2 separate regions of the Homo sapiens genome follow, and region 1 is linked to region 2. A link is an interaction called in ENCODE POLR2A ChIA-PET data of the cell type or tissue named here. Cell type or tissue: OCI-LY7. All regions are shown on one strand. Links, peaks and the distances in the headings refer to the core of each region. The heading gives the core; the rest is flanking DNA. Region 1 overlaps TMEM117 (transmembrane protein 117). Region 2 holds the start of TMEM117 (transmembrane protein 117).

The links. Peaks named below come from ENCODE experiments on the same cell type or tissue, not always from the same donor. Only the 100,000 strongest peaks of a DNase experiment are listed, where the experiment ranks them.
Region 1: POLR2A ChIA-PET joins it to region 2 with 9 read pairs; 3 of 35 experiments call an interaction of 5 or more read pairs at or near these places.

Annotation. Positions count from the first base shown.
Region 1 is chr12:43,887,480-43,903,369 of GRCh38, reverse strand. The region is part of intron 2 of TMEM117 (transmembrane protein 117); the gene reads right to left. Among named protein-coding and RNA genes, the nearest start is that of TMEM117, 59 kb to the right of the region's middle. RefSeq lists an enhancer at 3,236-3,964. In OCI-LY7, for the core only: no CTCF peak of the experiment used is centred there; no DNase peak of the experiment used is centred there.
Region 2 is chr12:43,830,037-43,845,926 of GRCh38, reverse strand. TMEM117 (transmembrane protein 117) reads right to left here and starts at 9,846. Exons shown (of 8, transcript NM_032256.3): 1 at 9,731-9,846; 2 at 999-1,303. The coding sequence starts at 1,275. RefSeq lists silencers at 9,373-9,605, 9,592-10,031, 10,062-10,171. In OCI-LY7, for the core only: no CTCF peak of the experiment used is centred there; a DNase peak (open chromatin) is centred at 9,716; H3K4me3 peaks cover 1,745 bases; H3K27ac peaks cover 620 bases.

The DNA.
Region 1 (15,890 bases), core at 2,839-10,838, 60 kb before region 2:
AGTCCCTCTTGGACTCAATTGATTTTATATCCTCAACACTCGATTTCTTAGAAAAGTTTTTATTAAAACACCAGCAGAAGCAGTGAATAGTAGTGCTTAGTGACCTTTTCCCATCCAGCACACTAGAAAAATCAGATTATACTTTTCATAATTTCATGGCATCCACTTTTCTTGACTTGTACCCAAAAAATATATACAATACTTCTTCTGAAAAGTATATATCAAGTAGCACCAAGAGAGGTCTGATAATATTTTATTCTTTTTCTAAGCATAACTGGACTCTAGAAAATCAAGTAAATTTCAGAAAACTTTAAAACTGGGAAGAGTAAAGTTACTAATGTCACAGTTTAAAAATTCCATCAATACCTCATGAGTTTTCCAGAAAAGGTCAACCAGAAAATAAAGGTCTTCCATTTTTTGATCTATAATTTTAGGAAAAATAATTTACTTGCAGCATTTTTTTTTTCTATTTAGGTACTGTTGTGCTTTTGTCCTTGTTAAGCTACTCTTGGGTTTTAATCAGTTATCCAGTTTTTTAAGATTATGCTGAAATCTTATTTACTAATATGCAAGTAACTATTTTTACTTGATGCCATTTGAGTAACTAATGGCTTGTTCTCTAATCTATCCATTAAATGGAAGTGTTAAATAGCACTGAATCTAGGACTGGCTCCTCTGGGTCATCATGTATCCCTCTTACTTCTAAAACATTAATAGTCACCTTTGGGTGATACTACCATGGTCTGTCTGGTTCCAATACCCTCCTACCCCTATCCCTTGTCTCCCCACAGTGGAAGCCACTTAAGCTTTCCTGGATGTTCAATCTTATCTCAGGCTTTGGACCAACAGCATCCTCACGAGAAGGGAACTTTAGCTCAATGTAGAGCACTAGATATCAAGTCAACCTTGCTATTAGTTCAATTCTGAAAACTGACTCTTTGGCAAAGTTCTAACAACAGGCTTCTGTCTTGTTTTCCTGAAATCAAGTCCCAGCTGATCCTCTAGATGTGGTAACTGGGTCCCTTGCTCATTTCCTTCTGTGCCTGGGCCTTTGTTCTGATAAAACCATTATGTCAGCTCTCTGGATACCATAAAGTATCTTCCTGAAATAATCTTTCCCCCAGTGTCTATAGTTATGCCTTGGTCCCAACCCATCTCCAGCCTCCCTCACTCAAGGACATGTCTAGTTCCAACTTCCAGGTTCCCTAGATCACTTCTGTTCCAGTTAACACCGTCAGGTGTGACTCTGCTTTGCAATATAAGACAACCAGTTGTAAATTCACTAACAGAATGCACAATTGATCAAACAGCGTATTTTCACAGATTTATAAACCTATAAAATTTATGTAGGTTGAGTAAGCAAATGTCTTCCCAAATCCATAAAATGTTAACATTATCATTTTCTCTATGTAATATGCCACCATTATCACCACAGAATAGACCACAAAATGTAAATTTTGTATATTGTTATAAGAAATGGTACAATATTTACTGAATACTAAATCCCATTCTCTCCCAGGCTCTTGAAAAAAACATTAGGCAAACAGATTCATAATTTCATGGAATACATATATTTTACTTCCTTTCTTTTTGAAATAGAGACCTTAAAAATGCCTTCAGGTGCTTCATCTATTCTTCGTAATCCTAAAAAGTTGGTTAGTAGCGCTGTGATGCTCTGCTCTATTGTGTACACTAGCAGTTTCACTTTATAATTTTCTTGTTGAGGAAAATGACACATGTAAATAAGTTAAACAGCACCAGCCAGGTGTGATGGCTCACGCCTGTAATCCCAGCAATTTGGGAGGCTGAGATGGTGGATCACTTGAGGTCAGGAGTTCAAGACCAGCCTGGACAACATAGTGAAACCCCGTCTCTTACTAAAAACACAAAAATTAGCTGGGCTTGGTGGCACATGCCTATAATCCCAGCTACTCAGGAGGCTGAGGCAGAAGAATGGCTTGAACCCAGGAGGCGGAGGTTGCAGTGAGCCGAGATTACGCTACTGCACTCCAGCCTGGGCAACAGAGCAAGACTCCGTCTCAAAAACAAAAAAAACCAAAAACAAACAAACAAAAAACGGGGCAAATGAATGATCTATTGTTGAAAAAGAAAGCATCTGGAGAAAAATAACTCTCATATGCTACTAGCAGAAACATAACTTGTTTCATTCTTTTCAGAAAGCCTTTGCACAATTTGTTTCCAGAGCTTTCTTAAAAGTCGACTCATTTTGACCCAATAATTCTCTTTCTAGGAGTCTTTCCAAAAAAATTAGACATTTATTCAAAGATTTATATACAAAAATGTTTCATTTATATCAAAAGAAAAATAGAAACAACCTAAGTAAGCAATGAAGGTTGATTCAATAAATCACAGTACAACTATCTATATGATGGGCTATAATACTTAATGAAATCAGGGAAATCCAGAAAATAAATTGTGCTCTGGTTAGTCAAGAGTCTTCGAATAGTAGGTGATTTTAATTTTCTTTTCCTTTTTCATTGTTCTTCCTCTTCTTTTCTTTTCTTCCTTCCTCTCTCTCTCTCTGTTCTGTAGTTTCCAAATGTTCTATACTTAACATGCATTGCTCTTTAAATAACCCCTCCCCCAAAAAGAAAGAATTGAAGAGAATGTAAAATAATTTTTTTTTTTTTTGAGACAAAGTCTCACTCTGTCGCCCAGGCTGGAGTACAGTGGCGCGATCTCAGCTCACTGCAAACTCCATCTCCTTGGTTCAAGCGATTCTCCTTCCTCAGCCTCCCAAGTAGCTGGGATTACAGGCATGTGCAACCACACCTGGCCAATTTTTGTATTTTTAGTAGAGACAGAGTTTCACCATATTGGCCAGGCTGATCTCGAACTCCTGACCTTGTGATCCACCCGCCTCGGCCTCCCAAAATGCTGGGATTACAGGTGTGAGCCACCGTGCCCAGCCGAGAATGTAAGATAATTTAAGGGCATGAGAGTTTCTTCAAGTATAATAAAGAAAAATCTAATTGATTTCTTTTTAATTCCTTAATAAATTAATGGGTAATTTTCCAAAAAGCAGTGGTCGCTGCTGTAACTTCCTAAACTACCTCTGGGTAATGACTGCCCCCATCCTCAGAACACTGTCCCAGCAGATCTCTAAAGCAGATGTTAAGGCAAAAGTTAGCAAGCAAATAAACCAAAAAACCCTATATGCAAGGACCCTATTTAAATACAATATGCTGCAGCAAACTCCAGCGGTCTAATCCCACCAGTAGATTTTTACTGTAGTTTGGAGGATCAGATTTGAGAATAAGCTGAGAAATGAGTTGTGAGTGGGCTCCAAACTTTAAAACTTACCTTCGATTATAAACCACCTTCAATTATAAACCATTAGCAGGAAATGATCATGGATGGTGTGAACACTCACTGAATGCTTACCAATTTTGTCCCACTTCATAGTAATACACATGAGAATAAAATGAATATATATAAATCTTTATTATAAACCTCTTCAGAGAGAAGAAAAGCACAAGGTCACATATCTAGGTAGTGGCAAATCCAGCTCTGTCTGCTTCCAAAGCTCATCTTCTTTCTAATACACTACTTAGGACTAAAGATCCTGCCAGTTCAAAAGAGGACAATTAAAGAGAATGTATGTAAAGTACTTTGCACTGTGGTGGGTATTGGGCAGGTGCTCAATAAATAGTAGTCTTTTTTATAATTGCTAAAAGTTAGTAACTTGTGTACATTCTCATTTGAAAAAAATAAAAATTTAGGGAAACACACCTGAAATGAATTTCAAAGATCTTCTGTTAATTGAAGTGGCTTACTGAGGAAACAAAGCACAACTCCCCAGGACTCCAATATGCAGAATTCACAATATGGCAAACTACTGTTTCTTCAGAATGATCATGATAGGAGGCTGGTTATTATTGCCACTTAAAAATGAATATATGAACTACCAATGTTTTACATTGTACATACAATAAAACCCCCAACCACATACTAAAAATAAGTTTATATTTTTAACGATGAAGAAAGTTCAGAATCTTTTACAAATTATCAACATAAATTGTCACTGTGGTTTATAAACAGTACTCATCAGTAAAGATTTTCAGTAAAAGGAGCCCTAGATAATCCAACTTTCACTACCTTACAAAGTTCATTGCTAATAGGCTGCTTTCAATTGCAGCTAAGAAAAATATTTTGGGTTTTGTAATTAAACATATTTAGGATCAGACTTCAAGCAATATGAATCTACAGAAAACAGCTACTTTCATGTGGTTAGATTAGGACTTGTATTGAATTCTCAGCAGTATGAAAGGTTCTTGTGCAAGGGCAGGGGCTGCATTCTCAAGATCTTTCTGATCTTGCCTTAACACTTGGTTATCTGCCTATAACATATATTCGACAGAAATCCACTGACGGACAGCTGCTCCATCCCAGCTAGAAAATGACCGCTGTCTTTCTTGGCTGAAGTAAGAATCTGGAAGTTCTCAAGTCTGTCAGATCGGTTACTTTTTCAACAACTTATGGGGCCACTTTTGTCTCAGAGCCAATCCTACTTTCGGTAGATCTTCTTAGACTCTCCGGTTCTGTTGCAAATGCTAATGAATCAGTTCAGGAGTTGAATTTCAAGAAAGTATCATGTAAGAGAAGCACCCTATTACAGTACAACTAACTACTGTGTTGTACATTGTGAAGTAAGTTATTTAACACCGACATCACATGCTGCTCTCAGCCATGGAAAACTGTGCAGGGGACACTATAATAGGTCAATGAGATTAACTCACTCCTGGAACACTGAAGGCACTTTTTTCCTGTATCCTAGATATCTAAAGTGGATTACAGATGAGATGAAAACAGCCTCCCATCCCACAGCCAGATCTAGAATAGATCTAGAAATGTGAGGTTCAAGTAGGGTCTATTATTAACCTATTCTTAATAGAAAGGGTCTATTAATCATTATTAATCACAATATGTCCTGAAGTGTATTATTAATTATTAATATATTATTAATTAATATATATTATTAATAATATATATTAATCACAATATATCCTGAAAGTCCAGCTTGACACTAAAATACCTAAAAGGGCATTCATATGTCTAGCTAGATTACTAAGAGAAAAATTACACCATTAACAGGAAATAAAGTCACAAGAACTCAGATTCATAGGATTAAGAGTGAAGAAGTACTTCAAACATCATCCCAAATCTACAAACTCATCTGGAGGGAAAGATGAGGAATTCTGTTTTGAGCTGTTAAGTTTCAGATGCCAATAAGTAAAGAGCAGAAATTAGGAGAGAAGCTAAAACTGAAGGAAATCGGTGTGTGTGTGTGTGTGTGTGTGCGTGCGTGTGTGTGTGTGTGCGCATGTGCATGTGTGTGCAGTATATTAGTCACATTCATAGCCTTGACAGCCGACGCCATGGGAATTAGACAAGGGTCATGAGAGAAAAAGCATGGACAAAGAAAATGAAGGCAAAGGCCAGGCACAATGGCTCATGCCTGTAATCCCAGCATTTTGGAAGGCCAAAGCTGGAGTGGATCACTTGAGGTCAGGAGTTTGAGACCAGCCTGGCCAACATGGTGACACCTCACCTCTGCAAAAAAAAAATACAAAAATTAGCTGGGCATGGTGGCACGCGCCTGTGGTCCAGCTACCCAGGAGGCTGAGGCAGGAGAATGGCTTGAACCCAGGAGGCAGAGGCAACAGTGAGCCAATAACATGCCACTGCACTCCAGCCTGGGAAACAGAGCAAGACTCTGTCTCTAAAAAAAGAAAAGTCCAGGCGCGGTGGCTCACGCCTATAATTCCAACACTTTGGGAGGCTGAGGCGGGCGGATCACGAGTTCAAGAGATGGAGACACCATCCTGGCCAACATGGTGAAACCCCATCTCTACTAAAAATACAAAAATTAGCTGGGCCATGGTGGTGCATGCCTGTAGTCCCAGCTACTCAGGAGACTGAGGCAGGAGAATCACTTGAACCCAGGAGGCGGAAGTTGCAGTGAGCCAAGATCATGCCATTGTACCCCAGCCCAGGTGACAATGTGAGACTCTGTCTCAAAAAAAAAAAAAAAAAGAATGGTTACAAAAGGAAAGTATAGATGGAACTGATAGGTAAGAAAAGAATTGAAATAATTCAGTACCACAAAAGTCCAAGGAAACATTTCAAGAAAGCAGCTCTCGGCAGAAGTTTAAGAATATGGTGAGAGACTGAGGAAAATGTAGACTGAGAAGACTGAATGTGGCAATGTTTTATTCAAAGCATTTGGGGTTGCAAAAGAACACTCAATATAGTTCAAGTGAGGGAGAATTTACTTAATAATCAGAGAGGCAATCTCACAGAGAAAGAAAAAGTTGTCTTATAGGCACTTGACTCAGGCAACTAGGTCTAGTCATTCTCTCGAAGTTTATATGATGAATCTCATCTTCTCTATTTGTTCTCTTGAGCAGCTTCCTCTTCTTGCACACAGACCAATACGGTTGCCTGACACAAAAATATATTAAATTATAGGGCAAACACCCACCATAAACTGAAACCTCCTCATATTAATGCAAACTGATTAGAAAATATGATAAAATGATAAGCTGTGGGTCAGCAATTGAGTTCACCAGCCTTGGATTATGTGCACATTCCTATCCAGTCAACTGTAGTGAGGGAGGAGTCACATGCTATAACCATGGCCAACAAAGCCTCCAGCAAAGGCCATGGCCTGAGAAAAAATGTCAAAAGCATGTATAGGAAGTGTGGACCACAAAAAAAAAAATGTGTTTATTTCAGGCAACCTAGAAGTGACTGTTACAATGAATCCAATGTTCAAAAACATGGGGTTGCCTACCCTGTACAAGGTGCTATAGACTGAACTCAAATGTTGCGTCTTCCCAAATGTCAGCAGAGTAGGAGACAAAGCAAGTTGAGGACAACCACATAACAACAAACTATGAACAATGTAACTGCCATATAAAAGTGATCAGATGACTAGAGGAAACACAAATGACTTTATAGAAGAGGTGATATTTTTGCTGAGCTCTGAAAAATGACTAAGATTTTAATAAGAGATGGAAACAGGGAGATTGGGAAGGAGAAGGCACAATCTAGAAGACACTGTCTCCACTGATAGTCTGAGAACCTCCTGAGGGTAAGGAATATTTCCCACGAACCTTTATATCTCCAGTGCCTCATACACTATTGCTGCAAGGTAGGAGCTCAATTAATGTTAGTATTTTATTATTAAATATTGTGATGGTCAATACTATGTGTCAACTTGGTTGGATTGAAGGATGCAAAGTATTGTTCTTGGGTGTGTCTTTAAGGGTGCTGCCAAAGGAGACTGACATTTGAGTCAGAGGACTGGGAAAGGCAGACCCACCCTCAATCTGAATGGGCACCATCCCATCTAACCAGCTGCCAGTGTGGCTAGAATAAAGCAGGCAGGAGAAAATGAAATTGCAGATTTGCTGAGTCTTACAGCCTTCATCAGCAAAATTATGAGAATGTTTTGAGCCTGTTTAGAAAATAACAATATTCAGTACTTGAAGACTATTGAGACATAAAAGGAAGGGTAAGTTTAAGGACATATTATGAAGGGCCTTAACATAAACTAAGCATTAGCATTAGCATTAGCATGGACCTTTAGCATGGTGTACGGAATATCACTGCCCTGGAAACAAAGAGACTAAATTGTAGCACCAGATCTGATAAAAGTTTCCTTGACCATTTCTCATGTATAACATGAGACTGGCAAATTTTCTCCACCACTTCAGACAGTTGTTTTGATATGTGAATTAAATAATGTTGTATTGAAGATGGTGTCATTCACCTTTGTATTCCCCACAGCACCCATCACAGAACTTTGCCCAGTAAATGTATAATGGCTTTAATTCATTTATAAACTGTAAAACTATTCAAATATAACAAGACACATGCACGCATATGTTCATTGCTGCACTATTCACAATAGCAAAGCCACAGAATCAACCTAAATGCGCGTCAGTGATAGACTGGATAAAGAAAATGTGGCACATATACACCACAGAACACTATGCAGCCATAAAAAAGAACAAGATCATGTCCTTTGCAAAGACATGGATAGAGATGAAGGCCATTATCCTTAGCAAACTTACACAGGAACACAAAACCAAACACCTCATGTTGTTATTGACAAGCAGGAGCTAAAGGATGAGAACACATCGACACATAAAAAGGAACAGCCCACCACACTAAGGTCTTTTGGAGAGTGGAGAGTGGGAGGAGGAAGAGAATCAGGAAAAATAACTAATGGATACTAGGCTTAATAATGGGTGATGAAATAATCTGCACAACAAACCCCCATGACACAAGTTTACTTATGTAACAAATCTCCACTTATAGCCCTGAACTTAAAATAAAAGTTAAAAAAAGCAAAATGTTCAATCCTCACAATTAATAAACCCATTGAACTTAGTACATATGCAATAATTATGTGTTCAACTGAGTTAGTTTTTATTTCTGTATATATTTTCTAAGAATATTGCCACATAAATTCTATTTAAAAAAAAAGGGCATTGAAAATCTGTGATGTCAACAGCAAAGATGTGGAATCAACCAGAATGTCCATCAATGACAGACGGGATAAAGAAAATGTACATACACACCATGGAATACTATGCAGCCACAAAAAGAATGAGATCAAGTCCTTTGCAGGGACATGAATAGAGCTGGGGGCCATTATCCTTAGCAAACTAATGCAGGAACAGAAAACCAAATACCACGAATTCTAGGTGGGAGCTAAATGATGAGAACACACAGACTTACACAGAGGGTAGCAGTATACACTGGGGCCTATTGGAGGGTGGAGGGTGGGAGGGAGAGAAGGAGGAACTATAACTAGTACGTTCCAGGCTTAATACCTGGGTGATGAAATAATCTGTACAACCAACCCCCATGACACATGTTTACCTATGTAACAAACATGCACATCCTGCATATGTACCCCCAAACTTAAAAGTTAAATTTTAAAAAAAAGAAAGAAAAAGAAAATCTGTAATGTGACACTAGGGATGCAAAAATGAACCAGCCACCATTCTCTCCCTCAAAGAATTTACAATTTAATAAGGAAGATGAGACATCTGTGAAAATACATTTAATACCAACCAACACCTTGAAAATGGAAATGTGAGTAAGGGAGTATGCTTTGGTAGCTGTCCCCAAGGTGGCTGCCATTAATTTCTTCTCTCCCTGTATGTCCATGCCATGCTCTTGGCAATGAGCAGAGACTTTCTTTCCACTCTTGAATCTGAGCTGGCCTGTGATTTCAGTGACCAATACAGTACCATGGAAGTATTGGTATGTCAGTTCCAGACCTGGCCTTTAAGAGGAATGGCAGCTTCCATCTTGGTCTCCTGATGGCTTTAAGAAGTTGTCATGCTGAGAAAAGCCAAAGCTCAGAAGGATGAGGTACCATGCAGAGGTGGAGAAAGGCCAAGAAGCACTGAGGTGCCAAACTTGTGAGTGAATAAGCCTTCTTGAAAATTGATCCTCTAGTCCCAGCTACTTCAGCTGATGAGTCACGCACCCGAGTCCTTCATGTATTTCTAACCCACAAAATCACAAGCAAGGTAAAATTGATATTCTAAACCAGTAAGTCTGGGTTAGGGTTTTAGGCAGTAATAGATAAGTGAAATATATGGGATAACAGAAGAAAAATTAATTTCAAAGTAGAGAATAGGGAAAGGTTCATGAAAAGGTGGTTTTGAAGAACAGGTAACATTTGGATGGAAAAAATGGCTAAAGGAGATTGTGATTTTTCACAAAGAGAATTGAGTATATAATGAATCATGGAGGTAAGAAAGTCTAGAATATCTAAGTAATGGACAGAGATTTAGGTTGATTTAAATATGCACTGAAAAAGGCAGAATTTTGAGAAATTTTTAGTGGGAATAAGTGCAAGACTGAAACTTGGTTTCAAAAAATGCCTTGAAGGTATCTGAACTACATACTGTAGCCAACTGAGTGATTTAAGTTTTTAAGCACTAAAGTGTCATAATATCCTCGCCTCTTCACTGCTCTCACCCTAGTCCAAGCCTCCATGATGTCTTAAGACTTCTAGAAAAGCATTTGATTTGTCTCTGTGCTTCCATTCTTGTTCTCTTACAGTTCGTTTTTGACACAGCAACTAATATAATCAATTAAAAATATAAATTAGGTCATGTCCCTTCCTGTTCAAAATGCTTTGAGAATTTTACATTATACTTAGAATAAAATCCAAACTCCTTATCGTGGCTTCCTAAAAGAGCCAACATAATCTGTTTGTTGCCTATTTTACCAAATTCATCTCCTTCCATGCTCTACCTTCCACACTGCACTCCAGCTACGCTGTCCTTCTTGCTGTTTCTGGAACATCATATCCAGCTCATTTCACCTCTGGGCTTTTCACTTGCTATTCCTTCTGCCTAGACATTCCCTTAAGTCTATGATAAAATCTCACCTTTTCAGACAAGCCTCCCTGATGACCTTATCTAAAATAGTGCCTACCCCATCCCTTGTTCTTTTCCCCTTAAACTGCTTTATTTCATAATCTTGACTACCATCTGACATTTACTATTCATTTTTCATTTATCTCTTTATAGTCTATCTTCTCTTATAGATCAAAACATGACAGGATTTTATCTATTTTGTTTATCACTGTAGCCCCAGTATCTAAAATAGTGGCTGATACATTGCAGATTTCCAATAAATATCTCTGGAATTTCCAGAAGGAAAGAAGGAAGTTAGATTAGAGCTACACTTTAGGAAGAGTGTACAGAAAATAGTTAACATAGCAGGCCTAAATTGCTGTCCTTAGAAAAGCCTGCTTGCAAAGTTGGCCCTTGGCTGGCATCTGGGAACTTGGATTTGGGGAAGGTTCCTATCATTCCATAATTTAAAAGCCTGGTTCATTATGCCTAAAATGTTTATATAAACGATATGGCTTACCCTGAACACCTGCTTTCCTTCTGGGAGCCTGGAATTTGGTAACATGCCAAGCAGAGGGTGCCCACAAGACCAGCACCCAATAAGAACCCTGGCCAATGAGTCTCTAACAAGTTTTCCTGGTTGGCAACATTTCCTATGTGTTGTCACAATCCCTTGCTGAGGGAATTAAGTGTGTCTTGTGTGCCTTCACTGGGAAACAATTCTGGAAGTTTGTGCCTAATTTCCCCAGGATTTTGCCCCACGCACCTTTTCCCTTAGTTGACTTTCTTTTAGATTCTTTCTCCATAATAAATCCCAGCCATGAGTCCTAATATATGCTGAGGCCTGTGAATTCTCCTCATGAGTCATTAAAACTAGGGGTAGTCTTGACCTCCTGATACCAGGAGTATTTTGACAGCAGCTTATAAGGTAGATTTGATGACTAATTATTGACAAAGAGGCCAGTTTGGAAAAAGGCTATTGCAATGGTCCAAGAGAGAGATATTGACAGTGTAGCAGTGGAGGCAAAAAAAATGGATTTTTTTAAAGTATATTTTCCACGGGACAGTTTTGCAAACTTCTAATGAAAGACATTGGATCACAAGAGGTTAAGGAATAATAGAGAACTAAGGAAGCTGAGAGTAAGTGCAGACTACTTTAAAACAATAGAGGAAAAAAATATGAGTATGGTAGTTTTAGGGTAGCCTGATAAGGAGAAAATTATATAAAATAAGAGGATATGAGTGTTTTCTAGAAAGCAGTTAGAAAGCTTAAAAATTCAAGAGGTATTTCTGGCTGGGCGCAGTGGCTCATGCCTGTAATCCCAGCACTTTGGGAGGCCAAGGCGGGTGGATCATGAGGTCAGGGGATCGAGACCATCCTGACTGACATGGTGAAACCCTGTCTCTACTAAAAAAAATTAGCCGGGCATGGTGGTGGGTGCCTGTAGTCCCAGCTACTGGGGAGGCTGAGGCAGGAGAATGGCATGAACCTGGGAGGCGGAGCTTGCAGTGAGCTGAGATCACGCCACTGCACTCCAGCCTGGGTGACAGGGTGAGACTCCATCTCAAAAAAAAAAAAAAAAAAAAAAATTCAAGAGGTATTTCCCAAAAGAAATGTTAGAAGATGCCTTAAGAACAGAAACAGAATCTGGAAAAGTTAAGACTGTAAGCTCAATGAGGACAGGTACTTCTGTGTGTTTTGTTCACTGGCATATTCCATGCACCTTGAAGAATACCTAACACATGGTATGCACTCAACAAATACTCGTCAAATGGTAAGGGAAAAGGAAGGGCCATTATTTTAAAAGTAGATAAATCCTGAAATGTGGAGGAATAGAATTGAGACACATCAAAGATGATTGTATCATATCTGTCAGTAAAGTAAGAAGCTAGTGGGTGTGGAGGAGGATGGCCCTCCACATGCATGACCACCTCTGGGGAAATCATTAGGAATCAATAAGAAAGTAACAAAAATAAGTACTGTTTTTCTGCCGAGATTTCCTCTTTAGAAAAAAAAAAGTCAGATGAATTTTTAAAATACTTTTAGAATATATATAACATGACATCTAAGTGAACTGAGACAAATCAATGTCTTCTTTAAAAGTATTCATAAGAAAATATCCCTTGGGGCTGGGCGCAGTGGCTCACACCTGTAATCCCAGCACTTTGGGAGGCTGAGGCTGGTGGATCACGAGGTCAGGAGTTCAAGACCAGCCTGGCCAAGATGGTGAAACCCCGTCTCTACTGAAAATACAAAAACTAGCCGGGTGTGGTGGCGGATGCCTGTAATCCCAGTTACTCGGGAGGCTGAGACAGGAGAATCCCTTGAACCCAGGAGGCGGAGGTTGCAGTGAGCCGAGATTGCACCACTACACTCCAGCCTGGGTGACGAGCAAAACTCCGTCTCAAAAACAAAAACAAAAAAAAACAAAAAAGAAGAGAAAATATCCCTTGGATAAATTCTTTCTCTAGCCCTAAAATCTGATGAAAAAGAAAGATGCTACTTTTGTCTTCAAAACCCATCTAGAATGACAGGACATCTAAACGATTCTCATTTGAATGAAGAGAGAAAAGGTACTTTTACACTGCATGGGGTGAGATTTATTGACAGATTTTCACTAACGGTCTTACAGTCCAGACCAAAGTACGATGTCAACCTAACCCAGAAGTTGCAAAAAGAATTGTTAACATTTGAAAGGAAAATACCAAAAATTAAATTTCTATTTATTTTATAACTGCTTCAAAAAGAGAACACTAAAAATAAATCTATATTCCTACATTAAATGTCACTTCTCTCCTTTTTATGAGTTACATATTATAGAACATGTCATGAATACTGGGTGGCACTTCCCAAATACCCCTTTTAAGACCAAATGACTGATTTTCCAAGCTGCTGGGAAGATTGTCAGCTGACTGATCTCAACTCTCAACTGTATAAAAGCCCAAGCTCTCATCCCACTCAGGCCTACTCTGAAGGACTATTCTAGTTTCAGAGCTCCCTGTGTGGTGCTCATAGGGACCCTGTTGTGACTATATTGCAACCGAACTGGTGCCTCTGTCTTATCCTGCTCTGCCTTCTTCCCTTCCCAAGACCACTCCCCATTGAACTTCCTGCACCTCCTTCTCAGAGACTGCTACCCAATGAACCTGCAAGAAAGATGCAAGAATCACCCATTGTTTTAAGAATTAAATATAAACAAAATCTATGTCTTGCTTTTTTCATAGTTTCAGCAAAGTGGTTATAGTCTGTCCCTCAACAGTTCTCTTATTTATAAGTAAATGCGACATTAGAAAGTAAAAAAAAAGATAAATCCTACTTTCAAACAAAACTATTTCAACCACACCATTTATTATCTACATTGGGGTCCCCAACCTCTGGGTCGCAGACTGGTACAGGTCCATGGCCTGTTAGGAACTGGACTGCGCAGCAGATGAGTGGCTGGAGAGCAAGCATTACTGCCTGGGCTCCACCTCCTGTCAGATCAGTGGCAGCATTAGATTCTCATAAGAGTGTGAACCCTATTGTGAACTGCACATGCGAGGGATCTAGGTTGTGTGCTCCTTTTAAGAATCCAGGCCAGGCTCGGTGGCTCACACCTATAATCCCAGCACTTTGGGAGGCCAAAGCAGGTGGATAACTTGAGGTCAGGAGTTCAAGACCTGCCTGGCCAACATGGTGAAACCCCGTCTTTACTAAAAATACAAAAATTAGCCAGGCATGGTGGCAGACGCCTGTAATCCCAGCTACTCATGAGGCTGAGGCAGGAGAATTGCTTGTACCCGGGAGGCGGAGGTTGCAGTGAGCCAAGATCATGCCATTGCACTCCAGCTTGGGTGACAAGAGCAAAACTCCATCTCAAAAAAAAAAAAAAGAATCCAACGCCTGAGGATCTAAAGTGCAAGTTTCATCCTGCAACCATCTCCTGCTCCCCTAACCCTGGTCACTGAAAAAACTGTCTTCCACAAAACCCACCCCGGTGCCAAAAAGGTTGGGGACCGCTGATCAACATTACCTTGGGCAACTTAATCTCTGATCCTCAGTTTCTTCATGATTTAAAAAAATTGTAATAGTATCTATCTCATTAAGTTGTTGTAATAATTAACTAATGTGGCAAGGCATGGTGGCTCACACCTGTAATCCCAGCACTTTGGGAGGCCGAGGTGGGCGGATCACGAGGTCAGGAGATCGAGACCATCCTGGCTAACGTGGTGAAACCCCGTCTCTACTAAAAATACAAAAAAATTAGCCAGGTGTGGTGGCAGGCACCTGTAGTCCCAGCTACTCGGGAGGCTGAGGCAGGAGAATGGCGTGAACCCGAGAGGCGGAGCTTGCAGTGAGCCGAGATCATGCCACTGCACTCCAGCCTGGGTGATAGAGCAAGACTCCATCTCAAAAAAAAAAAAAAAAAAAAAAGAAAACTAATGTGCACAAAAGTACACAATAAGGGCTCAATAAATATCCCCTAACTTCTCTCCATTCATTATCCATGGGGCATGAGTTCACAATTGCTTTTCCATAAGCAATTCATTCGCACTGATGATGCAAACCCCTACTAACAAAGAGCACATAATTATAAAATAGTTGTATGGCTAATGGATGGCATATCTGATCAATAAGATATGGGAAAGGATTATTCATACTACATAGAATCACATACAGAATAGTAAATTAGTCTTTACTGAGCCTTTAGAATATATGAAGTACAATGTGGAGGGTTTGGCATTTTGTATTTTCTTTAATCCTTGAAACAATACTGTGAGGTAGGTATTATGCCTATCTCTCAGATATGAAACTGGTGATGTTCGGAGAAAGTAAATTATTTAAGGTTACACATCTAGTAAGTGGCACAACCAACATCTGAACTTAGTTTTTCTGCACCTAGACTTTTGTATTATACTATAGAATCTCTTTTGCTTTACTTCTCTTCTACAGATTTGCCCCAAATAGAGGCTAACTTTGGCACACCAGCTATACAAAAACACATAGAGCCATCTTAGCTTCCACAGCATAGCACAGAAAGAAGGGATCTGTAACTGCTATTTTGATCCTCACTATGAAACAAACAAATGGTCTCACCTGCAGCCACATAATTTACTCTTACAGCCACAGCCCCTTTCCTTCCACACCCAGTCCATAAAATCTGTCTTCTCATCACTGTTGTTCTTGAGTAGATTGGTCCTTGTCTGGCTATTGAAGCTACCCCAGCCCTCTATCTGATCCTAAATAAGTACAACTTCTGCTGAACTTTCTGCCGTCATAAGTGTAACTTCTGCTGAATTTTTTTCCATCCAGGCCTTGGCAGTGAGATGCATCAGAGCTGTTGGAGTCAGGGTGCTGGCGGTCTTCTGCAGCAGGGGCACCTGTCCTGAGATCAAATGTCTGCACTGGCTGAAGGGCATGGTCACAAACCAGACTAAACCCTAAGTAGACTCCAGTTCCACATTTTAAAGAACATCCTTAGTTTAGTTTCTTGTAAA
Region 2 (15,890 bases), core at 5,251-13,250:
AATAAGATTACGTATATATCACCATGGAATACTATGTAGCCATAAGAAAAGATGAGTTCATGTCCTTTGCAGGGACATGGATGCAGCTGGAAACCATCATTCTGAGCAAACTATCACAAGGAAAGAAAACCAAACACCACATGTTCTTGCTCATAGGTGGGAGCTGAACAATGACAACACTTGGACACAGGGTGGGGAACATCATACCCCAGGCCCTGTCATGGGGTTGGGGGAGGGGGGAGGGATAGCATTAGGAGAAATACCTAATGTAAATGTTGAGTTAACGGGTGCAGCAAACCAACATGGCACATGTATACCTATGTAACAAACCTGCACATTGTGCACCTGTACCCTAGAACTTAAAGTATAATAAAAAAAATTTTAAAAATAAAAAAAGTTTTTAAAAAATGACTAGGTATATATTCATTTTATCTCTAATGCTCTTTTTTTTTTTTTTTTTTTTTTTGAGATGGAGTCGCGCTGTGTCACCCAGGCTGTAGTGCAGCGGTGCAATCTTGGCTCACTGCAACCTCCGCCTCCCAGGTTCAAGCGATTCTCCCACCTCAGCCTCTCAAGTAGCTGGGATTACAAACATGTGCCACCACGCCTGGCTATTTTTTGTATTTTTAGTAGAGATGAGGTTTCACCATGTTCGCCAGGCTGATCTCAAACTTCTGACCTCAAGTGATCTGCCCACCTTGGCCTCCCAAATTGGTGGGATTACTGGCGTGAGCCACCACACCTGGCCTAATGCTATTTTTTTTTAATGAAGTTTGGTACTAATTTTACCTCGTGCTAATTTTCCTTAGACAGTAGGAAAAGTAAACCATTAACAGAGAGTAGTTGAAGAACCCAGTTACAACCATGCATAACAACTTAAGGCAGGAGGACAAACTAAAATGCCTCCTACATTGGCACTTAGAAATAGCAAAGTTGTATCTTGGAGAATAGAAATTAAATAATTAGTGATATTACATTTCATGGGTCATGGTACTTACCAAACAAACGCTGATGGAACAGAAATTTGCCAGCTATTAGTCCTGTGAGAATGGCAAGTAGCCATAGAAGCACCTTCAAAATCCTCCAGCCAACTCCTCTAGGGTATTTATTTGTAACAAATGAAAAACAGTTTCCAACAACAATAACATTGGCTTCTGTTTGGCTATGAGAAACTGGGTCCTCCGCAAATATTAAGAAGTTAAAGAAGATCACCAAGTAAGCCACAATCATGCGAGACCAGGGATGCTGGAAATAGTAACGAAAGTCTTTACCCATTCTTCAGAACTCCCAGTTCGTAGTTTACCTGTATAAGAAAAGATAGATAGGGTTAGAGGAGGAAAACAAGTAATGGCTTTCTTCTTTTTATCAGTTCAGGTTTATAACAGTTCCATAAAAATGTATTTGGAAAAGATGATACCTGTTCCTACTCATGGCTCCAAGACAAGTCTGAGAATGAGGAAAGCGAATACTGTCCCTTCCCTAACATCTAATCATACCTCTGATCATCTGGGGACTTAGGAAAGAAAAACAATGAAAGAGTATGGGGAGACAATGGGATGTGAGAGGGCAGAACACTGTCCAAAATTGGGATGGTGACCAAGATGACATGTAGAGGCCCTCCCAGGCGGAAATGCAGAGGTGGCACAACCATGGCTCATTGCAGCCTCCACCTCCTGGGCTCAAGTGATCCTCCCACCTCAGCCTCCCCAGTAGCTGTGGCCACAGGCATGTGCCACCACGCCTGGTTAACTTTTGTATTTTCTGTAGAGACAGGGTTTCTCCATGTTGGTCTTGAGCTTCTGGGCTCAAATGATCTGCCCACCTAAAGTTCCCAAAGTGCTGGGATTACAGGTGTGAGCCACCATACTCGGCCTCCTCTTTTTGATTATTACAAAATCAAAACAATATAGAGGTAAAATGAGCATATATTAACAAAAGTTAAACAATATTCTCTCCTCTGCCCAAATCCCTCTCCTCAGAGTTATGATTGCTTATGAATTTGGTGTAATTACTTTCAGATCTTCTTCTAAACATTGACAAATGTATACAGGTGAATAAACTTTTATTAAAATGTTCACAGCCTAGTTATCAAATAATTTCAATAGAGAGTAAGTTCTATGAAATAGCTAAGTCTACAGTAGAGTAGTAGCCCACAGAAAGGACTGGGCAACTTTGCATTGGGTGAATGAGAATAAAGAGGAAGATTTCACAAAGGATATCCCCAAGTTTAAGGTTGGAGGATTAGTAGAATTTTTTTACTAGTGAAGAAGGGACAGATAGAAGGCAAGCCACTCTAGGCAGTGGCTACGGCACATCCAAAGGCACAGAGCACTGCAAAATATGTAATATGCCCACAGTAGTAGGTCCTAACCTGAATATGTGCACTGGAAGTACATAGCTGTCTTAAAATGAAAATGTTCAGGCCCACCTCCAAAGTCTTGCTTAGCTCCTCCTTCTCCCCTCTTTGGGAACCGGCCTGCCCATAAAGAACACAAGCTGTAACTTCCACATGAAGAGATCTGTCTGGGTCCACCAGGGCTTGTAAGTGGATGATTATGTCTATCTAATTCTGGGGTTTGGACTTTGTGAGCCCATTTGGCTCTCAGACTAAACTATGTCTGTTTTTCAGCAATAACACTGATTAAATCTTAGATATCAAAAATAATACAGACAAAAATTTGACTGCCATCTGCCAATTCATTTTTCTTCTCTCCCAGTTTAGTTAGAATTCAGAAAGGGAAGAGGGGGAAGAGGGGGAAGAGGGTCCTTTACAAAGCCTACAGCAGTTTGCATGCCAGGCTCTGTGCTGGATGTCTGCGTGTATCATTGTATCATTTTTGTCATAACAACCCCCTGAAATACTGTTATTATCATTCCTGTCACTTCATTTTACAGGGTGGAAATTGGGGCTGACACAGATTTTGTAACTTGCCCAAAGTCACCTAGCAGGAGAGCTCTGATCTGAATCTCTGAGGCTGACTCCAGGTGCTGATCACCATTCTCTGCAGACAGCCAGATCAACTCCTTGCACCTTCCTTGCCTAGAGAGCAGGCCCAGGTCCCAGTCCCAGGGATGCCATCCCTTAAATGTCTTCTGGAGACATGTTCTTCTCCAGACACAATTATAATAACTCTGTAATATATCTACTTCTAATGCATAAAAAAAAATTGTGTGTGTGCGTGCACGTGTGTGTGTGTGTGTGTGTTGAGAAAGAATCCTTTATAAACCCTGAACACTTGGTGGGGGGAGTATCCATTAATAAATATTCTCACTTTATACATGACTGAAATCACAAAGACCATGCCACAAGCCTGAAGTAAGTCAATGGAAGATCTGAGATAGCCTCCAAGGCTCCTGAGTCCCAATCCAATATTCTGGGCTGACGAATGCCAATTCAACCCACAATCTTAGTTAATGAGGACTTGTCATGACTATTTTACAAAAGCAATATAAACATTGGCAATATAAACATTGGCAATAGAATTCAGCCAAGCAAATAGTGACTGTGCCCTGGATTCATAAGCCTTCTAAGCAATTTTAAGTCCCTTGTTATCTTTGTGAACACTCTGAAATCTGTCCCCAGGGGCTGTAGCTTGGACCACCTAGGAATGGTGACTACCTCAAGAGTCTTGTTTTTGTTTTCATATTTTTCAGTATGAGGCTCATCACCTGCTATAGCAGCAGAAACTTATATGTGTGACTCTCACATCAAAGAGAGCAGAGCAAGTAGTGAAGAACAAAAAAAATGAACTTTTATGTGTTTTCATGATATTCAATGTGTAAGAATGCCAGAATAGGTTGGTTTTGAACTCGATTTCACACAACAGTTTTGGAAGTGTCCACAGACCACCACTACAAAAAAAATTCATCACTGGTCACCAGTGAGTCATGAAAAAGAAATAGTTCCCATATGCCCATCAGAACTAGAAAGGAGTATTATTTAAGAAGCTGTTATTACAGGCTGCTGTTGCTTCTTTCGCCAGTGAAGAATTCTGATATGGTTGCTATCACCACCTCCCCTCCCACCATGAACACACAGAATTAAGGCAGTAGGATTTAGAAATACTACTGAAATACCATTATTATCATTCCTATCACTTCATTTTACAGAGAGGAAACTGAGGCTCACATGGACTTTGTAACTGGCCCAAAGTCACCTCTCAGAAGAGCTGTGATCTGAGCCTCTGAGGCTGACTCCAGGGCCTGATCACCATTTCCTGCAGACGGCCAGATCAATTCCAATACATATAATCTTGACTCTTTTTTTAAATACACGCATTTTGGAGGCTAGCACATACTTATTTTCTTGTTGTTTTTAAGTTCGGAAACTTGCTTCGTGGGCTATGTAATGTCCACATGCTCAAGTTAAATTAGAACATTCAAAAAATTTCTGAGACAGCTGTTTCTCTCCAGCATTTATATTATTTAGGGAAGAGAACTATAGCATTGAGCAATAATCCTGCACTAGTACATGATCTTATTTAATTACCACAGTAATGCCATGAATGCTACTATCACTGCCACATTACAGGGAAGAAAACAAAGGCTCAGAGCAGTTGCTGCCTGTTTAATTTATATAACAAGTGGAAACATCAGGATTTGAATCCAGACTTACACCTAGCCCTTAATCTTTCTAATATACCACAAAGCTGGAAGTGTTTCTTCCAGTAAGATATTTCCCATCATGCTTACAGCTCATTCTTTATTTCCACTAACAATTTCAACTAGCAGAACAAAACAGGACTCCATTATTGATCATTTAAGCTGGCTGGAATTTATTCTTGCCTCATAATTCTGAAGTTGAAGTGATATCTTCTAGAGGGTCCCAAATTTCAAACCCTTACATAATAATTTGAATTAAACCTCTGCTTATCCTCACTTCATGACTTCGTACACAGGCTGCAAATGTTTGCCTAGTCCTCTCAGCCCTACTTTCTAGTTCCTTAGGTACCCCAATATTATCCAGAGAACCAAAACTGTTTTCACCTCTGTAGTGCACATAAAACATCTTTACAATCAGTATGATCATTTGGTGTATCTACTGTTAATTTAAATGCAGGCTTGAGGCTGTTCAAATGGACTATGTTACACAGGGCACATAGTCTGCAAAACCTTTCCATTTTTAAAAATTCATTTCTATAACCACAGATGAGAATGAGCTTTTATCTTAGCTCCTGGCTCACTATAGTGAAATTATCTATGTATGTGTTTGTCTCCCTCACTTGATCATAAGCTCCTCAGAGAAGTGGCTGTTTACTGCCAGGGCACAGCACAATACTGGGCTCATACTGGGTGATCAGTAGGCATCTACTGGATGAGCTGAGTGGTACACTCACAAAGAGAAGCTCCCTCATTGTTTAGGTGAGATGAGAAGGTGGAGCAACCTGCCATTCAACTTCCGCTAAGGCAAACAAAGCGAAGAGAAGCAGTGGAGTCCAAGGACTGCATTGATGACGTGGCCAGTAACAATACTAATGCACCCCCCCTCAACTCCCTCTCATTTCAGCACGAGGTGTTAAATTAATATTTCTAAGGCTAACATTTATTAAGCACATACTATATACCAGATACTATGCTGATGAGCTTTACAAGCATCTCTTAAATTTCATAGCAACCCAATGAAGAAAATATTATTTTCCTCATTTTACAAATATTGCAACAGAGACTTAGAGTTCCGTACCTTGTAAAGAATAACAAAATTAATTTATATCAGAGCCACAATTTAAATCCAAGCCACCTGGCTTCAACACTCCATGCAATGCCTTCCACACACAAGGACATAAATTCTAAAATCTTACCCTTTACGTTAGTTAGAAAAATAAAGCCATCTGATATTAAAAAAAAAAATCACAGTACTTCTATTTTGTGCAAAGGCACAAAGGAAACCGCCTGGGGCTGATGTAGAGATGTATCACTAGTTCTGTGTGGCTGGAACACTGGGTGCTTGGGGTTATCCTGTGAGAGTTAAGGATAATTTGGAGCCAGTCCAACAAAGATTATCCAAAAGTGTTGGTCTGTATTTTACTGAAAATAGAGAATTATCAAAAGTTTCAGAGCAAAAGAGTGCTGATCATCATATAAAAGTGATGATGTACAGATTTGTTAATTCCATAATAACATTCATTCATTCATTTGTTCAACATTTACCAGTTGCCTATTTTTTGCCAGGCACTGGCCTATGTGCTAGGGTAACTACCAGACAAAGTCCTGTTGCCATGCATCTGATAGTTTCTTTGAGGGAAACAGATATTAAACAGATAAAAACTAAACACAGTATTTAAGAAAGTTCAAAGAGAAAATTAAAGCAAGGAAAAGTTAACAGGGAGTGTCAGGTGTGAGGGAAGTTGAAGACCTCATTATAAGGTGACATTAGAAGACAGGCATGAAAGAAGGGAGAGAAGACAGCAGCTATCTAGGGAAAGTGTGATCCAGATAGAGGGAACAAAACTTGGAAAGGCCATTGTTGGGTGCACATTTAGAGCAAATTAAGGATCGTTAAGGAGGGCAGTATGACTGGATGGGGAGCAGGTGCAGGGGAGTATGAAAGAGATTAGGTACAGAAGGTAGCATCTGATCATGAGCAGGCCTTGAAGCCCTCGTATGTGGGCTTTCACCCTGAGTGGGACAGGAAGCAGAGGAGGGACACAATCTGACTTATATGACAGAAAGGCCTGTCTGTTTCCTGGTTGAAAATATTTTGTAAGAAAGGAGGGCAAGGAACAGAAGCAGGGAAGCTACTGAGGAAGCCGTTGCCAAAGATGCAGCAACTTGGACCAAGCAGAGAGAAATTAAGGCAGTTTAAACAACTCTGGTTCTGGACACATTCAAAAATAACTAATAAAATTTACTAATACATTGGATGTAGATGTGACCTAGGCAAAATCCAGAATGGAACTGCCATTTCCTGAGATAGAAAATGCATTTCCTGAGATGGAAAATGCATTTCCTGAGATGAAGAGGGATGCAGTAGATATAGACAGCAAACTTGTAATTAACACTTTTTAGTGCTTTTAGGGGTTGGGCTCTTGGAAATCACTATCCATGTATTCTCTCAATTATTCCTGATACCTGCCATTTGGATTTACCAGTGAAGAAACAGAAATTCAGAGAGGTTATGATCTGTCCAGGGTCATAAAGCTACCAGCTGACAGAAACAGGCACGACTACCTCTATATAACCCCAAAGTTATTACTCTTAGTTACCATTGTGTGAAGTATAAAACACAGAATAAAATTCCAATGGGAAGGAAGTAAGAGTAAGTACTAAGTGATGACTTGAATCTAGTAGGCCCTCTATAGATATTTGCTGATGGATGAATAAATGAATAAACAGATGTATGGATAACACGTAACAGACCAGCCTGGGTGAGGGAAAAAAAAAAAAAAAAAACTGGAAGACTCCATTCCAGAGAGAGTAGAGTCTGGATAATACATATCCAAATCTGCAAAAGGATAAATGGAAGAAAGGTGAAAAACCAAATATATGGAATGTCCTCAAAGAGCTACAAACTTTCAAAAGCAATCTCAGGTGGCAAAACATCATTTCTGTTTTTGTCTATTAGTGGTATGGGGATGTGGGGGTGGGGAGAGGCAGAGCCCACAAGGGGTATGAAAAGTCTTATACTTACTTTCCAACCTACCTGGTCTCACACACACACATATGTACACATACACACAGACCAGTCCTGAGGTAATGACAGGTCTGAGTACATTATCTTAAATTGTTAGATAAAAAGGCAGGAAAAGATTATACATAGCATTTTACATAATGCAAGTGCCTAATACAGGTTAAAAAAAAAACACAAATAGCAATAATAACAGAAATAAAGTTAGAACTTCTTACTTTTAGTCTAATACAAAAGACCACAGGGGCTTTTAAATAAAAAGCAACCTTTTAAGTCAATCAATAAAACCACCATAAGTGGTTCTGATAGATTCCAGGATAATATTTGTGGTACCTTAGCTAATTTAGAGGTTTACATCTATAAATCACTTCCTAGATTTTCTCTTCACATTGTCTCAACCTTTAAGTGATTTTTCTTCCCTTGTTCCTATCCTGCAGTCCTTGGGTAAACAAATTGCTTAATCAATGCAAGTTTTTAAAACAGCAACTCCAAAAGCAAAGTAGGTCTAGGGGTCCTCTGAACAGAGAAAACTCTCCATTGAAATGGCAAAATATTTATGAGCCGGAGCACATTATAAAATTAAAATATAATCACTACTATATCCTTTAAAAATGTTTAGACCTCCTTTTCAGTGATTTGTTTGCAATAAGGAATTGCCAGCCCGGAGCAGTGGCTCACACCTGTAATGTCCGCATTTCTGGAGGCCAAGGCGGGCGGATCACGAAGTCAAGAGTTCGAGACCAGCCTGACCAACATGGTGAAACCCCATCTCTACTAAAAATACAAAAATTAGCCAGGCATGGTGGCGCGCGCCTGTAATCCCAGCTACTCAGGAGGCCGAGGCAGGAGAATCCCTTGAACCCGGGAGGCGGAGGTTGCAGTGAGCTGGAAATCATGGCACTGCACTCCAGCCTGAGCGACAGAGCCCGACTCCATGAAAGAAAGAAAGACAGAAATTAAAGAAAAGAAAAGAAATTGCCATGATCATATTCCAAACACAATGCCAAAGAAAAACACATTTAATGAATTAAATAGAATTCATGTGAAAAGTTTATTTTTTAATGACAGCTTAAAGAAACTTAGATAAAACTGACAAGAGCCAGTTTCTCATCACACGGATCAGATGGAGGGTGGAATAGGAGGGATAAATGCCTGAGACAAAATGTCAAAATCCATAATTACTTTTAAACTATAAAGACTTGGGGGATAAAAGAAAGTATATCCATGGTCAAATGTCAATACTTTACAAAAAAAAATGGGGTTTACAGGGATTCAACTACTTTTATATTCAATAAATTGGAAGACCTTGTTTCTGAAGCCAAAACAAAACCCTGTAGCTTCCTAGAAGTCCTTCCTTGGATTTCAGACAATACATCATTTATAATTGGGGGCAATACATACCCTTATATTCAACATACTTTTACTCATTTTTTTTCCTTTTTGGTTCCTGATAAGCATGTGATGTTTACTCCCGTGTCTCTCTCTCTCTCACACACGCACACCCACACACACATACACATACTTCATTGTTCCACAGAGGGTAGAACACACTTGTGGGCCTGTGGCATTTTCAAAAATAGGAATGAAAAAAAATAGTTTTATTTAGTCACGATGAAGTTAGCAAACACCCAAACACCCAAGTCTTTGTTTTTTTCCCAAGAACAACACCTACGAACTGCAACCTGTTAATTTAATTAAGAAAAATAGGGCTTTTACTCAGTTCCTAGGCTAGGAATCGCTGAAGCAAGGAAAGTTCAAGGTCTGCTCTCCCGCCGTATCTCTGCACACACACTGGAGCCGGGAGTTTGAGGACTCCCACCAAGAGCCTTTCGCCCGGGAGTCTCCTCTGCCCTTAGCCAGAGGGCTGGCGCGTCCCCCCTCCCTCCTTGACACTTCACCCTGCCTCTTTGGCTGCCATCCCCAGGAAGGCAGGAGCAGAGGCGCCGGAGAATTCGGGGGCCGGGCCGGGGTTCCGCGGCTGCTTCCGCACTCGCGGGCAGTGACGAGGTGGCAGCCGGGACACGGGCGGCAGGGCCGGGAGGGCTCCGCTGCGGCTGGACCGAACGGCTGGGGAGGCTCGCCCAACGCCCGGGCCCACGTACTCACCCGAAGGGTCGCGCGGGGCGCGGGGCGACTGCACACGGGATTCGCGGTCGAGCACAGCCCTCGGCGCGCCGGCGGCCTCGCTGGGAAGCGCGGCGAGACGGGCCGGCGGCGTCGCTGCCGCTGCTGCTGTCACGGAGCTATAAATACCGGCTCGGCCCACACCCGCCGCCGCCTACGCCGGGCGCCCTCCGCGCCGGTGCTTCACCGCGCCGCGCTCCCGCCGCAAAGTCCGCGGCCGCGGGCCGGGCAACGCGAGCGCAAGGGCACCGGCGCCGCGCAGGTGACCGCGATCATGCCAGCTGTGTGCAACCTCTGCAGCTGGAGGCATGGCTTCTCCCCGCCCCTGCCCTCTCGCCCGCACCACGGGCTGACTCCAGCCCGCGGGCCGCGTGCGCCACGGGCCGAGCCTGCCCGGGCCGGCCCGCCTCTGCAGAGCGGCAGCTGCAGGCGAGGGACGGACTCAGGAACCTGGTGGGGGTTGGGGGGCGGCTGACAGAAAATCCACCATCCTGCAGGGAACCAATGAGGGTCCCACTGGAATGTCCTCGAAGAGCTACAAACTTTCGAAAGCAATCTCAGGTCGCAAAACATGATTTCTGTTTTTGTCTGTTGGTGGTGTGGGGATGTGGGGGTGGGGAGAGGCAGAGCCCATGAGGAGTATGAGAAGTCTTCCACTTACTTTCCAACCTGCCTGGTATCACACACACACACACACATATGCACACATACACACATTCATACACACATAGAGATGCACAAATACACTCATGCATACATATGTATACACACATAAGCACACGTATACACATGCATACACACATATGTACATCAGCACACATACTCATGTACAATTTTTAAAGTTTTTGCAGTCTGAGGCTCTCCGGAGCCTGTCATTCTATGATACCTAAATGATACCTCTGCGGCATAGGGCAGGAAGACCCTTTGACTACATCTGACCAATTCCTCTCTTCCTGAATGTAACCTCCTTTCCATCATGTATGTGTGGCCTCTGTTTCCTTCCACACCTAATAGCAACTGCTACCTCAGTTTACCGGTTGCTGAAAACGTGTTAACAGCTGCTATCCAGCATGCTAATATTTTGTGGTAATGGAAGTTATCACTAGTGTATATAATCAAATGGAAAATAGGATTTCTATATGCCCATATTAGCAAACTTATGAAGGCAGAGCTAGGCCCTCCCCTGTACTGGTAGCCTGATTCAGGAATGGGTGGATGGCAAGAGGGAGAACTGAGATGTCCGCGGATTTTAAGATGGGATGGAGAGAGCCATGCCCAAGTGCCATAGGGTAGTTTATCTGCATAGGCATAATTGGGAATTCACTGCCATACTTCCCACTAATTTGACATTTTTCTAGCTTCCAAAAATGACCACGTATATATGGATATATATAAATATGCCTCTCATATATATGAGAGTGAACTCAATCCACTGCATAATCAATTGAACTACATGGGTGTCTACTAAAATGAGCTTCAGTTCATCAGAACCGAAATGTCATTCAGCAGCTTGTCTTCTGTCTTCTTAAGAAATAGAACCCCCACATCCCCACACCACTGGATATATAGTAGTCAATCATTTGTGATCATTTTACAGAACTCTTAACTAGTAAGGTTCTCTTTTGTAATGCTTTAACAAGTTTTGCCAGAAAGAGTTGTTGCCTATGCTAGCACTTGGTACATTTTACTATTACACTTTTGTTGTTCTTTTTTGCAACTTCTTTTTTCTCCCACTACGCTATGAACTCTTCAAGGGCAGAGATTAAATCTTACTCATGATTGTATCCTTAGTACCTAACATAGTAAGTTATAGTAATGGCTCATAGATAGTGGATTAATTCCACATATTAGTCATTATATTCCACTGTGCTTTTATAACTGTAATTAATATTATTCTCTAAAGAATTTTTAAACTGTTACACGTGGGTAACTGTTTAACAAAGGTTCCATATGCTATATTTTCCTTGTATCTCCATTTAAAGCAAGGACTCTTCAGTCAGTTAAAACTGAAAAATAGTAAAGCTTCACAAATTATACAGAATACTGAGGTCTGTAATTTATTTCTTTTATTACTACTATTTTCTTTGAGACAGAGTCTCACTCTGTACCCCAGGCTGGAGTGCAGTGGCACAATTATAGCCTACTGCAGCCTTGACCTGCTGGGCTCAAGTGATCCTCCCACCTCAGCCTCCAGAGTAGATGGGACAACAGGCACACACCACCACACCTGGCTAATTTTTGTATTTTTTGTAGAGACAGGGTTTTGCCACATTGTCCAGGCTGGTCTCAAACTCCTGAGCTCAAGTGATCTGCCCACCTCATCCTCTCAAAGTGCTGAGGTTACAGGTGTGAGCCACCATGCCCAGCCTATTTTTTTTTTCTTTTTTAAAGAGACAGAGTCTTGCTCTGTCACCCAGGCTGGCGTGCAGTGGTGCAATCACAGCTCATTGCAACTTCAAACTCCTGGGCTCAAGCAATCCTGCTGACTCACCCTCCCAAGTAGCTGGGACCACAGGTGCACACCACCACACCTAGCTAATTTTTTTTAATTCTGTAGAGACAGGGTCTACGTTGCCCACCTGATTGTGAACTCCTGGCCTCAAACCATCCTTCAGCCTCGGCCTCCCAAAGTGCTGGGATTTCAGGGTGAGCCACAGCACTCAGTTGAGGTCTGTAATTTGTAACCCCCTGTCACCTCCAGACAAAATAAAATAAGGGAAAATAAAGGAAAAGAGGAGGCACTTTCCTTTTCATTGAGAAAGAGGCTGAAAAATATATTGTATTTCAGGGGATAGTGGGATAAAAATCATTCAGCAGCTTGTCTTCTGTCTCCTTAAGAAATAGAACTCAATCCACTCCATAATCAATTGAACTACATGAGTGTCTACTAAAATCAACTTCAGTTCATCAGAACCGAAATGTCTGGCATCACTTACATGGAACTTGTTAGCCTACCTTTAGACCTTTAGATCTCTCTTCATATAATAATAATTTTAAGAATAAGCTCTACCAATGCTTACTATTTATTGTTGAGAAACCTCAGGGCTTAGAGAGTGTAGTTCTCTAGGACCACTTCAAGGCAAAATACTGAAATGGGCAAGGCTTGTTTTCAGCATCAATGTTCCCTTTTTAACCACTGACCAAGAAGCCTGTGCCCTTTGCCTTGGTAGCCAGCCATGATCTCCAGCTCAGCCCTGTTTCAGAACTGGACAGAGGAATAGCCTCTCAGTTTGATCACAATAACAATTAGTGACAAAAGCTCAACTTATTGAAGGCTTATTGTATACCAAGCTCATTACATGTATTAAAGACCTGTGAGATAGCTGCTAAACACGGAGTATCCCTCTCTACATTTACCTTTGAGGAGACAGGCATACTGAGATTGAGTAGTTCATTCAAGATCTCACAAGTAGCCATAGTGGTAGAGTAAGGATCAGAAACCAGGCAATGTGGCTTGTCAGCCCACGTTTTAACCTCTCATCTTACATAATACTTCCTCCCCATATAAGAGGAAAGAGATGTGGCTTTTATGGTTAGGAGACCTGATATAATGAATATTGGTATAAATTCTGGCTCCACTGCTTACTCGCTATAAAGTTATACAAATTGCTACTGAAAAATTACAATAGGAATCCCCAGATCTTCCTTCTTCACCACTGAAGTGGTGAGATGTTAGATCCGGATGTGGACTTAGGAGCTCAAAGTAGGTCACTGAAATCTGTTCACAGAGAGATCTCACTCAGGATTTCAGCTACTGTTCTTCCTATTCTTCAGTCTCCTTCCATCCCAATCACTACCACACAGACCTATTAGGGGTTTTAAATGACCAACATCTATAAAACACCTGTAGTGTCTGCCATGTAATAGGTAGTCAGTAAAGGCCATTCTTCCTTCCTATCAAACATTACCGTTCTATGAAAACTTTCCTCTAGGTCAAAATCAATTGGCCCAGTAGCCAGGTGGTGATTGCTTACTCACGCAGAGTTAACCACTTCTTCAGTGTTGGCCAGCAATGATTTTCAAAGGGTACAGATAGAAGTTCCAAAAAGAAACCAAGATAGTAGGGCATAAATCTCCCACTCTTTCCTCCATATTTTAGCCCAAACAACTCCATTTCTTTTATATGCAGGAGTTTAGCCAATTGGCCACAGTTTCAGAGTGTCAGGGTAACAATAGAAATAGTTTTTCAAAACTCTCAGATCACACTAGTCAATCATCTGCCTACTCCACCTCCACATCTGAAGTCAACCCTGCAAATAGGCTTAAAATGTGTGTTGTTTACATATCATTCCTTTGTAAAATCTGATCCAAGAGTTAAAAAAACAGAAAGAAGTAAGGCCGGGCACGGTGGCTCACTCCTGTAATGCCAGCACTTTGAAAAAGCTGAGGTGGGCAGATCACAAGGTCAGGAGTTCAAGACCAGCCTGGCCAATATGGTGAAACCCCATCTCTACCAAAAATACAAAAATTAGCCAGGAGTGGTGGTGCGCACCTATAGTCCCAGCTACTTGAAAGGCTGAGGCAGAAGAATCACTTGAACCTGGGAGGTGGAGGTTGCAGTGAGCCAAGATTGCGCCACTGCACTCCAGCCTGGGTGACAGAGTGAGACTTGGTCTAAAAAAAAAAAAAAAATCAGAAGTAACCACATGAGACATGATGTTTTTCCGTTCACCTCACATGTCCCAGTACCTCAATAATACATTTCAGTCTTTATTAAAAAAAAAAAAGAAAAAGACAAGATCAATGCTCAATGTACATTTCAAAAATTGGTGAGAGCTTTCATTATGAACCAATTTATCCTCTCTAAATGGCATTTTGAAAGCCAGGGGAAAGTATAGGTGTAATCATCAGTAACCTCTACCAAGTCAATCGGGAAATGCTTTTGTCAGTGATTAGATGGACTCTGAGCAAAACTATTTTTAACTTCCAATAGGTCAGTCGGGATGATGCTAATTACATACTCTGAATATAAACAGCATAATTTCCTTATTGCCAAAGAGGCAAGAATAGAAATTGCCAACCAAACACAGACAAATTATGATCCATAATTTTCTTTGGCAATTTTCTAAGGGCAATGACTCTACTGCTAGGATTTTCCTCAACAATCCTAATTTCAAGTGTTCATTCTCATTGAGCCCAATGCATGCTGATATATTTTAAGCCCCATATCCTGAATTTTGCTTGTGAAAAGATGGCCATCACATGTATGTTGCTTGGAATACTAGAACCCGTGCTCTGAAATCCCCATGATGCCAACTAGTAGCAATATGATATCAAGCAAATTAATTAACCTCTTTGTACTTTAGAAGTAGCTGCTTTGCATGTCTTAGAGGGATTAAAAAATGAATGTTACACTTTTAGCATTTGGTCTGGTATGTATTAAATTTTCCATAAATGTTGGCTCTTTTTATCATCATTATTATTCATTTCACCCCTGCCCTGCTTATATTCTTCATGTCCCACAGAGTTTTTTACTAAAAGAACTGGTTCACCTAGCCTTGGCTTAACCCTATAAATGGCTGGGCAAAGGTACTTTTCTAAACAGTTTTCTTTTTTTTTTTTTTTTTTGAGACAAGTGTCTTGCTCTGTTGCCCAGGCTGGAGTGCAGTGGCATGATCTCGGCTCACTGCAACCTCTGCCTCCTGGGTTCAAGCGATTCTCCTACCTCAGCCTCCTGAGTAGCTGCGATTACAGGCGTGCACCACCACGCCTGGCTAATTTTTTTTGTATTTTTAGTAGAGACGGGGTTTCACCATGTTAGTCAGGCTGGTCTTGAACTCCTGACCTCGTGATCCACCTGCCTCGGCCTCCCAAAGTGCTGGGATTACAGGCATGATCCACCACGCCTGGCTCTAAACAGTTTTCAAAGCAAAGGAGTCATGCAAACAGAGGGTGGGCTAGCAGTCACACCAGAAATACAGCTGTTACTTGCGTGGTGGGGTGGTCAGCATCACTCCTGATTCATACACAGGGCTGTCCTGCAGAATCTATATAAATGCAGCAGTTTCTTCACAGGGCTATTACCTTGACAGAGAGGGGCAATTGTGCTGCTGCCTGTCCCCCTACAGTTCCTTTTTTTTTTTTTTTTTTTGAGACAGAGTCTCGCTCTGTCACCCAGGCTGGAGTGCAGTGGCGCAATCTC